Regions from separate parts of the Homo sapiens genome. Here region 1 is linked to region 2. A link is an interaction called in ENCODE POLR2A ChIA-PET data of the cell type or tissue named here. Cell type or tissue: HepG2. All regions are shown on one strand. Each heading gives the region's core, and the rest is flanking DNA. Links, peaks and the distances in the headings are about the cores only. Region 1 has its middle 89 kb from the start of SLC30A10. Region 2 holds the start of SLC30A10 (solute carrier family 30 member 10).

Region 1 (5,374 bases), core at 296-5,295, 87 kb before region 2:
GCCCACTGGGGCCTCAACTTCTTGGACTCAGGTGATCCTTCCACTTCAGAATCCCGAGTAGCTGGGACTACAGACATGCGCCACCCTGCCTGGCTAATTTTTTTATTTTTTGTAGAGATGTGGTCTCGCTATGTTGCCCAAACTGGTCTCCAACTCCTGGGTTCAAGTAGTCCTCCCACTTCAGCCTCCCGAAGTGCTGGGATTACAGGCATGAGCCATCTTACCCAGCCTCTTTCTTCAATCTCAGGACCAGGCTCTACCCTGGAGTGACTGTACCAATGGCAGGTATCAGAATCAATTTATTTTCATGCTTCACCTTTTCATGCTTCACCTGCCTATGTTCACAATTCAGAGCAATAATTCCAATGAGAGTTTCATCATCACCTCTCTATTTTTCACTGATGGTGTTGTCATTATTGGGGTTAGGGCAAAGTGGGGCATAATAGCAAAGACATGAATTCAACTTAAGTGTCCATCGACAGAGGATTGGATAAAGAAAATGTAGCATATATACACAAAAGAATATACACTGCCATAAAAGAGAACGAAATCACATCTTTTGCTGCAACATGGATGGACCTAGAGGTCATTACCGTAAGTAAAAACATCTCAGAAACAAAGCCAAATACCGCATGTTCTCACTTAAAAGTGGGTGCTAAATAACATGTACACATGGACGTAGAGTGTGCAATAATAGTCACTGGAGACTCAAAAGGGTGGAGAGGTGGGAGGGGTGAGGAATGAGAAATTAATTACTTGATGGGCATGACGTAGGTTATTTGGGTGATGGTTACACTAAAAGCTGAGACTTTACCATTGTGTAATATATCCATGTTAAAAAAAAAAACTGCACCTATACCCTTTAAATTTATACAAATTTTATAAGAAAGTGAAGAAGTAGAATTGTCAATGAGTGCCAATTGTTAATCAGGAGACTCTTGTTCTGATACTACTACAACTTACCATTGGATTTGAGAGATGTTGCTTAGATTCTTCAGGAGTCAGTTTTCCCATCTATAGAATGAGAGTCCGGAGCAGGTAAGTATAGTGTAATGGAAAGTCCACAACACTGAGTCACAATTCCTGGTGTGAAACCTAAAGCACCTAATTTAGCCTTCCTTTGCCTAACTCTCCTTTCATTTAAAATGGAGATAATAAGATCTGTGTTGTCTATTTTTCAGGGCTACTTTGAGGGTCAAATCATGTGAGAGTTCTTTAAAAACTTTTCAGCGATACATAAACATACAGCGTTACTCTAACTGTTGCTGCTTTACCATTGTCTTCTAAGTTCCCTTTACATTCTAAAATCATGATTTCAAAGTCTTTCAACATGAAATACTGTACCTGGCATTCCCTTAACTCTTTCATGGTCTTTCATGTATTCAGCCTTGGAATGTGATCTTAGAACAAATGAACCAAAGACAACACCAACATCCACCTCTGCTTTCTCGCTCTTTCAAGTTCTAACAGTCGAGAATGTGAATGCTCAGTTACTTAGAATAAAGATCGTCCAGTAGATGGTGCTGCTGTCTCTGAAAATGGACTGAGAAACCAAAGCGACTTCATCTTCCCTACTAAAAAGTTTGGAGAATACAGTTGAGGCCAGTCTATGGAGAGCCTTGAGTGGTAATCAAAGAGTGTTTGAGTTATTGTCTATTCAGTGTGAGGTCAGTCCACAGTGTGAGCCGAAAAAAAACAATGATGAAAGACATTAATTGGAAAAGTTAATTTGATAGAAAACTAAAGGATAGGATGTAGAAGACAGTGACCTGTTCAAGCGTGAAAAGACAGAAAGGCCTTGAGTTTCCAGAGTCTATAGACAAGTAATAAAATGCATAACAATAATAACAATAATTTAAGTAATATTAATTTTTAATAAGTTAATATCAACATAATTATTATTATGAAGCACTGTTCTAATCACTTTACATAATGTTAACTATTTAACCTTCACAATAAAGCTATGAAGGAGGAATTGTTATTATGCCCATATTATAGAGGAGTAAACTGAGGTTGAGTAACTTGCCCAGAGTCACTCAGCTCATACATGGACTTGAGCTGAGATTCATATCTAAGCAGTAGGCTCCAGAGTGTGTGCTCTGGTGACCTACACTAAAATGGCTTCATCTTTTACAGCCCCCATGGTAAACAGCAATAACATCGAACAAATCATCGAACAATAACATCCACTAAATGGATGATTAGAAAAGAGTAAGATGACAGTCCGGCCTTTCCCACCCTGAATTTAAGGTGAGGACAGGGTGTACCTCACTTAAACCAATGAAGTCATTTGGTCCATTCACTATCTTAATCAACATGGGATTCCCTTTTACAACTTTTCAGAATGGTTATTATAAGGTCGAAAATGAAAGGCAAGGTCATTTTCTCCTAAGACTTCATCTTTTCCTTACAACCAAATTGGCCTTTGTTTGTCAGGCTTAAAATCAAGGTGAAAGGTTCCTTCACTGCTTCCTCTGTGTATAAGAGATAGTGTTGGCTCCATATCTGTTCACCCATCCACCCATTTTTTAACATAGCCACATCTTGACTTCTTACAGGAACAAGGACAAGTTGGAGGTAGAGAGGGGAAAAATCTAGTGCATAGCATTTATTTTTGATGTAACAGTGTATTTTGTCATTTTTTCATTTGTATTTTCAAGTGCATCTCATTGCAAAGTGTTCAGGTCACTTTGCTCTTTGAAGGCTCTCTAATTGACATTAAATCCATAATGTATTGACGTAGAGTGAATTATAGGAACCTAACAGTAAGAGAAAGGAAAGAGGAGCCACTTATGAGTTGAACTGTCACGGAGCTGCTGTTCCTTCGGCACTACTGAATGCAAATTCTTGGTATGTTCCTAAGGATGCTAGACTTCCCAGTCTACAGAATTTGAGATCTTTCTGTTGAAAAATAAGAAATGTTGGGGGGGTGGCGCCAAGATGGCTGAATAGGAACAGCTCCCGTCTACAGCTCCCAGCTTGAGCGACACAGAAGACGGGTGATTTCTGCATTTCCATCTGAGGTACCGGGTTCATCTCACTAGGGAGTGCCAGACAGTGGGCGCAGGACAGTGGGTGCAGCACACCGTGCGCGAGACGAAGCAGGGCGAGGCATTGCCTCGCTCGGGTAGCGCAAGGGGTCAGGGAGTTCCCTTTCCTAGTCAAAGAAAGGGGTGACAGACGGCACCTGGAAAATCGGGTCACTCCCACCCTAATACCGCGCTTTTCCGACAGGCTTAAAAAATGGAGCACCACGAGATTATATCCCGCACCTGGCTTGGAGGGTTCTATGCCCACGGAATCTCGCTGATTGCTAGCACAGCAGTCTGAGATCAAACTGCAAGCCGGCAGCGAGGCTGAGGGAGGGGCGCCCGCCATTGCCCAGGATTGATTAGGTAAACAAAGCAGCGGGAAGCTCGAACTGGGTGGAGCCCACCACAGCTCAAGGAGGCCTGCCTGCATCTCTAGGCTACACCTCTGGGGGCAGGGCACAGACAAACAAAAAGACAGCAGTAACCTCTGCAGCCTTAAATGTCCCTGTCTGACAGCTTTGAAGAGAGCAGTGGTTCTCCCAGCACGCAGCTGGAGATCTGAGAACGGGCAGACTGCCTCCTCAAGTGGGTCCCTGACCCCTGACCCTTGAGCAGCCTAACTGGGAGGCACCCCGCAGTAGGGGCAGACTGACACCTCACACGGCCGGGTACTCCTCTGAGACAAAACTGCCAGAGGAATGATCAGACAGCAGCATTCACAGTTCACGAAAACCCGCTGTTCTGCAGCCACCGCTGCTGGTACCCAGGCACACACGGTCTGGAGTGGACCTCTAGCAAACTCCAACAGACCTGCAGCTGAGGGTCCTGTCTGTTAGAAGGAAAACTAACAAACAGAAAGGACATCTACACCAAAAACCCATCTGTACGTCACCATCATCAAAGAACAAAAGTAGATAAAATCACAAAGATGGGGAAAAAACAGAGCAGAAAAACTGGAAACTCTAAAAGGCAGAGCGCCTCTCCTCCTCCAAAGGAATGCAGCTCCTCACCAGCAACGGAACAAAGCTAGATGGAGAATGACTTTGATGAGCTGAGAGAAGAAGGCTTCAGATGATCAAACCACTCCGAGCTACGGGAGGAAATTCAAACCAAAGGCAAAGAAGTTGAAAACTTTGAAAAAAATTTAGACGAATGTATAACTAGAATAACCAATACAGAGAAGTGCTTAAAGGAGCTGATGGAGCTGAAAGCCAAGGCTCGAGAGCTACATGAAGAATGCAGAAGCCTCAGGAGCCAATGCGATCAACTGGAAGAAAGGGTATCAGTGATGGAAGATGAAATGAATGAAATGAAGCGAGAAGGGAAGTTTAGAGAAAAAAGAATAAAAAGAAACGAGCAAAGCCTCCAAGGAATATGGGACTATGTGAAAAGACCAAACCTACATCTGATTGGTGTACCTGAAAGTGACGGGGAGAATGGAATCAAGTTGGAAAACACCCTTCAGGATATTATCCAGGAGAACTTCCCCAATCTAGGAAGGCATGCCAACATTCAAATTCAGGAAATACAGAGAATGCCACAAAGATATTCCTCAAGAAGAGCAACTCCAAGACACATAATTGTCAGATTCACCAAAGTTGAAATGAAGGAAAAAATGTTAAGGGCAGCCAGAGAGAAAGGTCGGGTTACCCACAAAGGGAAGCCCATCAGACTAACAGTGGATCTCTCGGCAGAAACTCTACAACCCAGAAGAGAGTGGGGGCCAATATTCAACATTCTTAAAGAAAAGAATTTTCAACTCAGAATTTCATATCCAGCCAAACTAAGCTTCATAAGTGAAGGGGAAATAAAATACTTTACAGATAAGCAGATGCTGAGAGATTTTGTCACCACCAGGCCTGCCCTAAAAGAGCTCCTGAAGGAAGCACTAAACATGGAAAGGAACAACCGGTACCAGCCACTGCAAAATCATGCCAAATTGTAAAGACCATCAAGGCTAGGAAGAAACTGCATCAACTAACGAGCAAAATAACCAACTAACATCATAATGACAGGATCAAATTCACACATAACAATATTAACTTTAAATTGTAAGTGGACTAAATGCTCCAATTAAAAGACACAGACTGGCAAATTGGATAAAGAGTCAAGACCCATCAGTGTGCTGTATTCAGGAAACCCATCTCACGTGCAGAGACACACATAGGCTCAAAATAAAAGGATGGAGGAAGATCTACCAAGCAAATGAAAAACAAAAAAAGGCAGGGGTTGCAATCCTAGTCTCTGATAAAACAGACTTTAAACCAACAAAGATCAAAAGAGACAAAGAAGGCCATTACATAATGGTAAAGGGATCAATTCAACAAGAAGAGCTAACTATC
Region 2 (5,374 bases), core at 247-5,246:
ACCACTACAAAGCACATTGATGAGCATTTTAAGAGGATTGTGTTTTTACCATACTTTACAGTAGAAGACAGAGTGTGTTCCTTAGAACTCATTTGTTTGCCAGGCACGGTGGCTCACGCCTATAATCCTAGCACTTTGGGAGGCCGAGGCCAGCGGATTACCTGAGGTTGGGAGTTCAAGACCAGCCTGGCCAACATGGCAAAACCCCGTCTGTACTAAAAATACAAAAAAAATTAGCCGGGTGCAGTGGCGCGCGCCTGTAATCCCAGCTACTCTGTAGGCTGAGGCAGGAGAATCGCTTGAGCCTGGGAGGCAGTTTGTGGTGAGTCAATACCACGACACTGCACTCCAGCCTGGGCTACAGAGTGAGACTTCATCTCAAAAAACAAAACAAACAAACAAACAAAAACTCATTTTTTAAATTCCCATTGGAATAAGAGAAACAGTAAAGAAAGTGAAGAAATTGTTTTTGTTCACAGAGATCCCCGTAAGCTGTTACCTCTGCAGATCTGGAGAGTGGGACACAGTCCTGCTTTCTAAAGCAGTTGCTTAAATGTTAGAAATATAACCATTCAGTGGACTGTGTACTAGAGAAGCAAGCCCTGTCTGGAGTCTAGAGGCAATGTGTGATCATGGAAAGGGCCAGAAATGTGATGTAGGAGCCCAGGATTCCAGCCTTGTCTCTGCTATGAGCTGGGGTGACTTGGGGAAGTCGTCAAACTCTCCACACCCTGCTTCCTCATCTGTGAAGTGAAAGGTTGAAGTCCAATTTCCCTAAGGTCCTTCTAGTTCTAACATTCTGTGATCCTTCCCTGAACTGTGGCTCCAAGATAAGAACACAGCACCAAAGGGGAGGCCAGCCTCACACTTAGCCGGGAATATGTAAAGGCTCCTATTAGCCACAGTACAGGTACTCATCAAAAGCAGCAGGAATGATCTCAGCTAACACGGAAGCACTATGGATTGAGCCCAGCAATTCCACCCACTAATTAAACGATAATTGTATCCACTCAGTAAGATTAATGTGACTACCAGTTCACTCATTCATGAATGGTACCAGGGACAAAGTACATACTCAATAAAAATGTTAGCTAGTTTTCCTACTATAAGCCTAAACACTTTATATGTTTCATTTATTTCAAAGCAATCCCATAAGGTGGGTACTGTTATTATCCTCATTTTAAAGATGAGGGGATTGGAGGCTTAGAGAGGTTCAATAACTTGCCCAAAGTCACATGGTTCTTAAGTGGCAGAGCCATGATTCACACTCAGGCAGTTTGAAGCCAAATCCCAACCTTTCAGCCACCGCACTATTCACCTCTATCAGAAGCTAAAGGTGCACTGGTGTCAGTCCCTGTAAACCAAAGGCCCAGCCAGGTATAGCAAGGCATTCTACTACTGACATTTTTCTACCAAGAAACTTCAATAGCTTAGGACTAAAATTTGGCAAGTTCATACAAGTTTCCCAAACAAGATCACTATAACTATGAGGGCCTACTCTTCTTCTTCTTTGCATCAATCCACCTACCTATTCTCTTTCTCAACTTTGTAACATAAGAATGAGGATAGTTGGCCGGGTGCAGTGGCTCACACCTGTAATTCCAGCACTTTGGGCAGCCGAGGCGGGCAGATTGCCTGAGGTCAGGAGTTCGAGACCAGCCTGGCCAACATGGTGAAACCCCGTTTCTGCTAAAAATACAAAAATCAGCCAGGCGTGGTGGTGCGCACCTGTAATCCCAGCTACTTGGGAGGCTGAGGCACAAGGATCACTTGAACCTGGTAGGCAGAGGTTGCAGTGAGCAGAGATGGCGCCACTGCACTCCAGCCTGGGAGACAGAGCAGGACTCCATCTCAAAGAAGAAAAAAAATGAGGATACTTAACAGAACAGGCTTTGAAAAGTTAAAGCCTCTGATGGTGAACTCCACCTTAAAATTTATGTGTGTGTGTGTACATATATATATATATATATATTTTTTTTTTTTTTTTTTTTTTGAGACAGAATCTAGCTCAGTCTCCCAGGCTGGAGTGCAGTGGTACAATCTCGGCTCACTGCAACCTCCACCTCTGGGGTTCAAGCAATTCTCCTGCCTCAGCCTCCCGAGTAGCTGGGATTACAGGCACCCACCACCATGCCTGGCTAGTTTTTGTATTTTTACTAGAGATGGGGTGGGGTTTCACCATGTTGGCCAGGCTGGTCTCAAACTCCCGACCTCAGGTGATCTGCCCACCTCAGCCTCCCAAAGTGCTGGGATTACAGGCGTGAGCCACCGCGCCCACCCCAATGTATATATTTTTAAACTGGACCTTAAAAAAGAGAGATAAAGGATGATTTTTTTTTCATTACAGATTCTCTTTTAAAAGCTCACTACTAAGCTCTTTCAGAGAGCAAATTCCCCTGTTGCCTTTAAATTTGTTTGATTAATTTAGAAATTTTTAGGAGATCATATGTTATTGTTGTTATCTTCTGGATTTTCCCTATAGGTTCACTCTGAGAATTCCTTTGTAAAACAGATGTGAGACACTCAAAGTGAAGGTATCTCCTGAATTATTAATTTTTCATTGTATTATTTCCATCAAAGCCCCACTTACAGGCTTTCCCCAAACCACAGGAAAGTAGAGGGTTGCTTAATCCTTGTTGGAATTCTCAAAGTCAAAATTGGGGATTAACCCCTTCTGGGATCACTCTGAAGCAAAGTCTATGCCCAAGAAGTTGGAAGGGAGAGATGTTGGCTACAATGGTGTCCAGCGAGAAACACATCTCAAAAAGCCCTGGGCTGACCTTAGTCCAGTGCTTCCGACCTTGACCACATGGTGAGAGGCTAGCTAGGTGCTTGCCTTGGGCCTCACCAGAACACTCCCTTTGGTCCTGGGAGTGGAGGTTTTAGTGAGCCAACGGTCCCTTCACAAAAGCAGATTTCTGGCAGAAATAGCTGATGCAATAGGGTCACTCAGCAATGCGAGATAGGGCATAACCTTGGATAGCAGCTCACCTACTCTTTTCCTACCTTTATCAAAATCAATTCAATTAAAATGGGTTGCATGATTTATTAGCAATATCCACGGACCAGTAAAACCAAGTAAAGTAGTAACACAATATTAATATGTGCAGCTCTGGAGCAGGCAGTATTAGCATGGGTCTCAGTGGAGCTAAGATAAATCATTAGCAACCAGTTTCTCCCTCAGGATCAATGCAGTGATTACGAAAGAGAGTTGGGTCATAGTCTATGCATGTAACTGGCCTACTTTCAAACACACCTTTGCCTTATTAAAAGTCAAACAGAAATAAACAACACAGTCCATGTGTGTCATAGAAAGGGATTTCAAATAGGCCCAAAGTCAATCCTACCTCTGATATTCAGAGCTTCAGACTTTTTCTCTTTTTTCATCATGTCTTCTGGCTCATTCTGGGTGTTGAAGGAATCACCTGCATTCAAAGAAGAAACCTTGTGTTGTGTATAAGTTCTACAAACAAACAAAAAAAAACCAATGGACTCAAAATAAAGTTTTGTTATTTTAAATTTCTACTAGCTTAAGGGAGACCCTTCTGCACACCCACAGCTCAGAACAGTACATTTTGGCCTTGAAATAGCCTTGTGATCCACCTTTGGACTTCATTCACACATCCTTTCAAGTTAAAACAAAAAGAGGGTGAATGGGAGCCCACCTGCAGCCCCTAAACCCGTAACACCCAAGAAGACAAACGGATGGGCAAAGAGGGGGGGAGAACAACAAAATTCAGACAGCAAGTAATGAGAGGGAGGAGGGGTTGGAGAGTCCTGCCTGTTGCCCAATAATAGTGACCGATTTCCAAGAAAATCAATACTCATATACAGAGAATAGGGTAAGGGAAAAGAGGCCAGGGCTACCCGAGGATCCAGGAGAAAAAAGAAGGGATGGGGAATATGTTAAATTGGCAGAAGAGAAGTAAAGCGGGATTGTAAAGGGAATGGATTTATTAAAAAAAAAAAAAAAAAAAAAAAAAAAAAACAACAACAACAAAAAAAAAAAAACAGAAAAAAAGCATGCAGAAGAAAAAGAGGGCGTGGGGTGAGAAGAAAGGGACCGGGTGGGAGGAGGAAGGAAGGGCCAAGCGGTCCAAAGGATGCAACCGAAAGGCACCTGCTACGTTTGCGAACACGGTCGCCCCCTTCTCCCGCTTCCTTTCCACCGAGGTCCCCCGGAGGGTTACGGCCGAGTCCGAGCCTGGGGCTGTCGGGTCCGCCGCGCGCCGCGGGTCCTCCGCGCCCTGAGGCCCCCCGAAAGCGCCGGGGACACAGCCCTCCGCCAGCTGCTGCCGCTGCTGCAGGCGGCGACTGCGTCCCCGGAGGCAGCACGCGAACCAGGCGGCGCAGTCCTGGAAGATGAGCAGCCCCACCACGTTGACCAACAGCCCCAGGACGCCGACGATGAGCACCAGCTCGGGGTCATCGATGCGCTCGGGCCGGGCCAGGCGCAGCACGGCCTCCACGAAGATGGTGAAGCAGAGCGCGGTGAGGAAGACCGCGTTGCTCAGCGCGCCCACCACCTCGGCGCGGGCGTAGCCGTAGGTGGCGCTGAAGCCCCGGGTGGGGCGCCGGGCGATGTAGCCGGCGCTCAGGCCCACGCACAGCGAGATCAGGTCGGAGAGCATGTTGAAGGAGTCGGAGAGCAGCGCGATGGAGTTGCCCAGGTAGCCGGAGACCAGCTCCGCCACGAAGAAGGCGACGGTGAGCACCAGCATGAAGAGCAGCCGGCACGTCTTGCCAGAGTAGCGGCCCATCTCGCCACCAGCCCCGGGCGCCCGGCGCCGCCCAGGGGAGCGCAGCCCACCCCGCGCGCAGCCACAGGTGGGGGGCGCGGCGCGGATCCGTGAGGCCCGGTACCCGCCTCCCAGATTGTCTCGCCGGCCCTGCCCCACCGCTTTTTATAACGCGAGGCCGAGCGCCACCAGTCCCCGCACGTCCAGAGTCTAAAGGAGTGGCGGGGGCAGTATCTGAACAGCCCGTGCACCGCCTCCCGCGGCCCTTTTCCCCTCCCTCGCGGCCTGGGCCTGACTTGGCAGGTGGCCACGAGCCGATGTCTCTCTTTGTGGGACAGGACTGTGCAGAGAGGGGCGCTGCGGAGGAGAGGGGGCGTGTCTGGACGTCAATCTTCACAGACTCCCTCCCCATGCAGAGGTGGGATTCACCCAGACACCCCGCTTCTCCTGGCCCTCAGGGTCGCCAGTGTCCTGTTGACTCAGTCATAAGGGCCTTGGCTGCTGTGGGGTGTGTTCGCTGCGGTGGACTGGGACACCTTCGCGTACGTGCCCATAGGCACCTTGCGGTGCAGATTCCATATTAATCAGGTGCAAGGCCCCGGAGCACAGGCTTGGGGCAACTTGCCCTTGAGGGT

The links. ChIA-PET counts read pairs that join two places held together with the same protein. Peaks named below come from ENCODE experiments on the same cell type or tissue, not always from the same donor. Only the 100,000 strongest peaks of a DNase experiment are listed, where the experiment ranks them.
Region 1: POLR2A ChIA-PET joins it to region 2 with 5 read pairs; 4 of 35 experiments call an interaction of 5 or more read pairs at or near these places.

The regions. Positions count from the first base shown.
Region 1 is chr1:219,836,406-219,841,779 of GRCh38, forward strand. It overlaps a transcript of LOC105372926 not described here. Among named protein-coding and RNA genes, the nearest start is that of SLC30A10, 89 kb to the right of the region's middle. RefSeq lists an enhancer at 2,630-3,373. In HepG2, for the core only: a CTCF peak has its summit at 1,519 (motif pointing right); DNase peaks (open chromatin) are centred at 1,516 and 3,405; H3K4me3 peaks cover 356 bases.
Region 2 is chr1:219,923,681-219,929,054 of GRCh38, forward strand. SLC30A10 (solute carrier family 30 member 10) reads right to left here and starts at 4,877. Exons shown (of 4, transcript NM_018713.3): 1 at 4,121-4,877; 2 at 3,348-3,425. The coding sequence starts at 4,760. It overlaps LOC107985281 (a long non-coding RNA gene), which reads left to right and starts at 5,105. Exons shown (of 3, transcript XR_001738476.3): 1 at 5,105-5,374. RefSeq lists an enhancer at 4,907-5,201. In HepG2, for the core only: a CTCF peak has its summit at 4,550; a DNase peak (open chromatin) is centred at 3,201; H3K4me3 peaks cover 2,972 bases.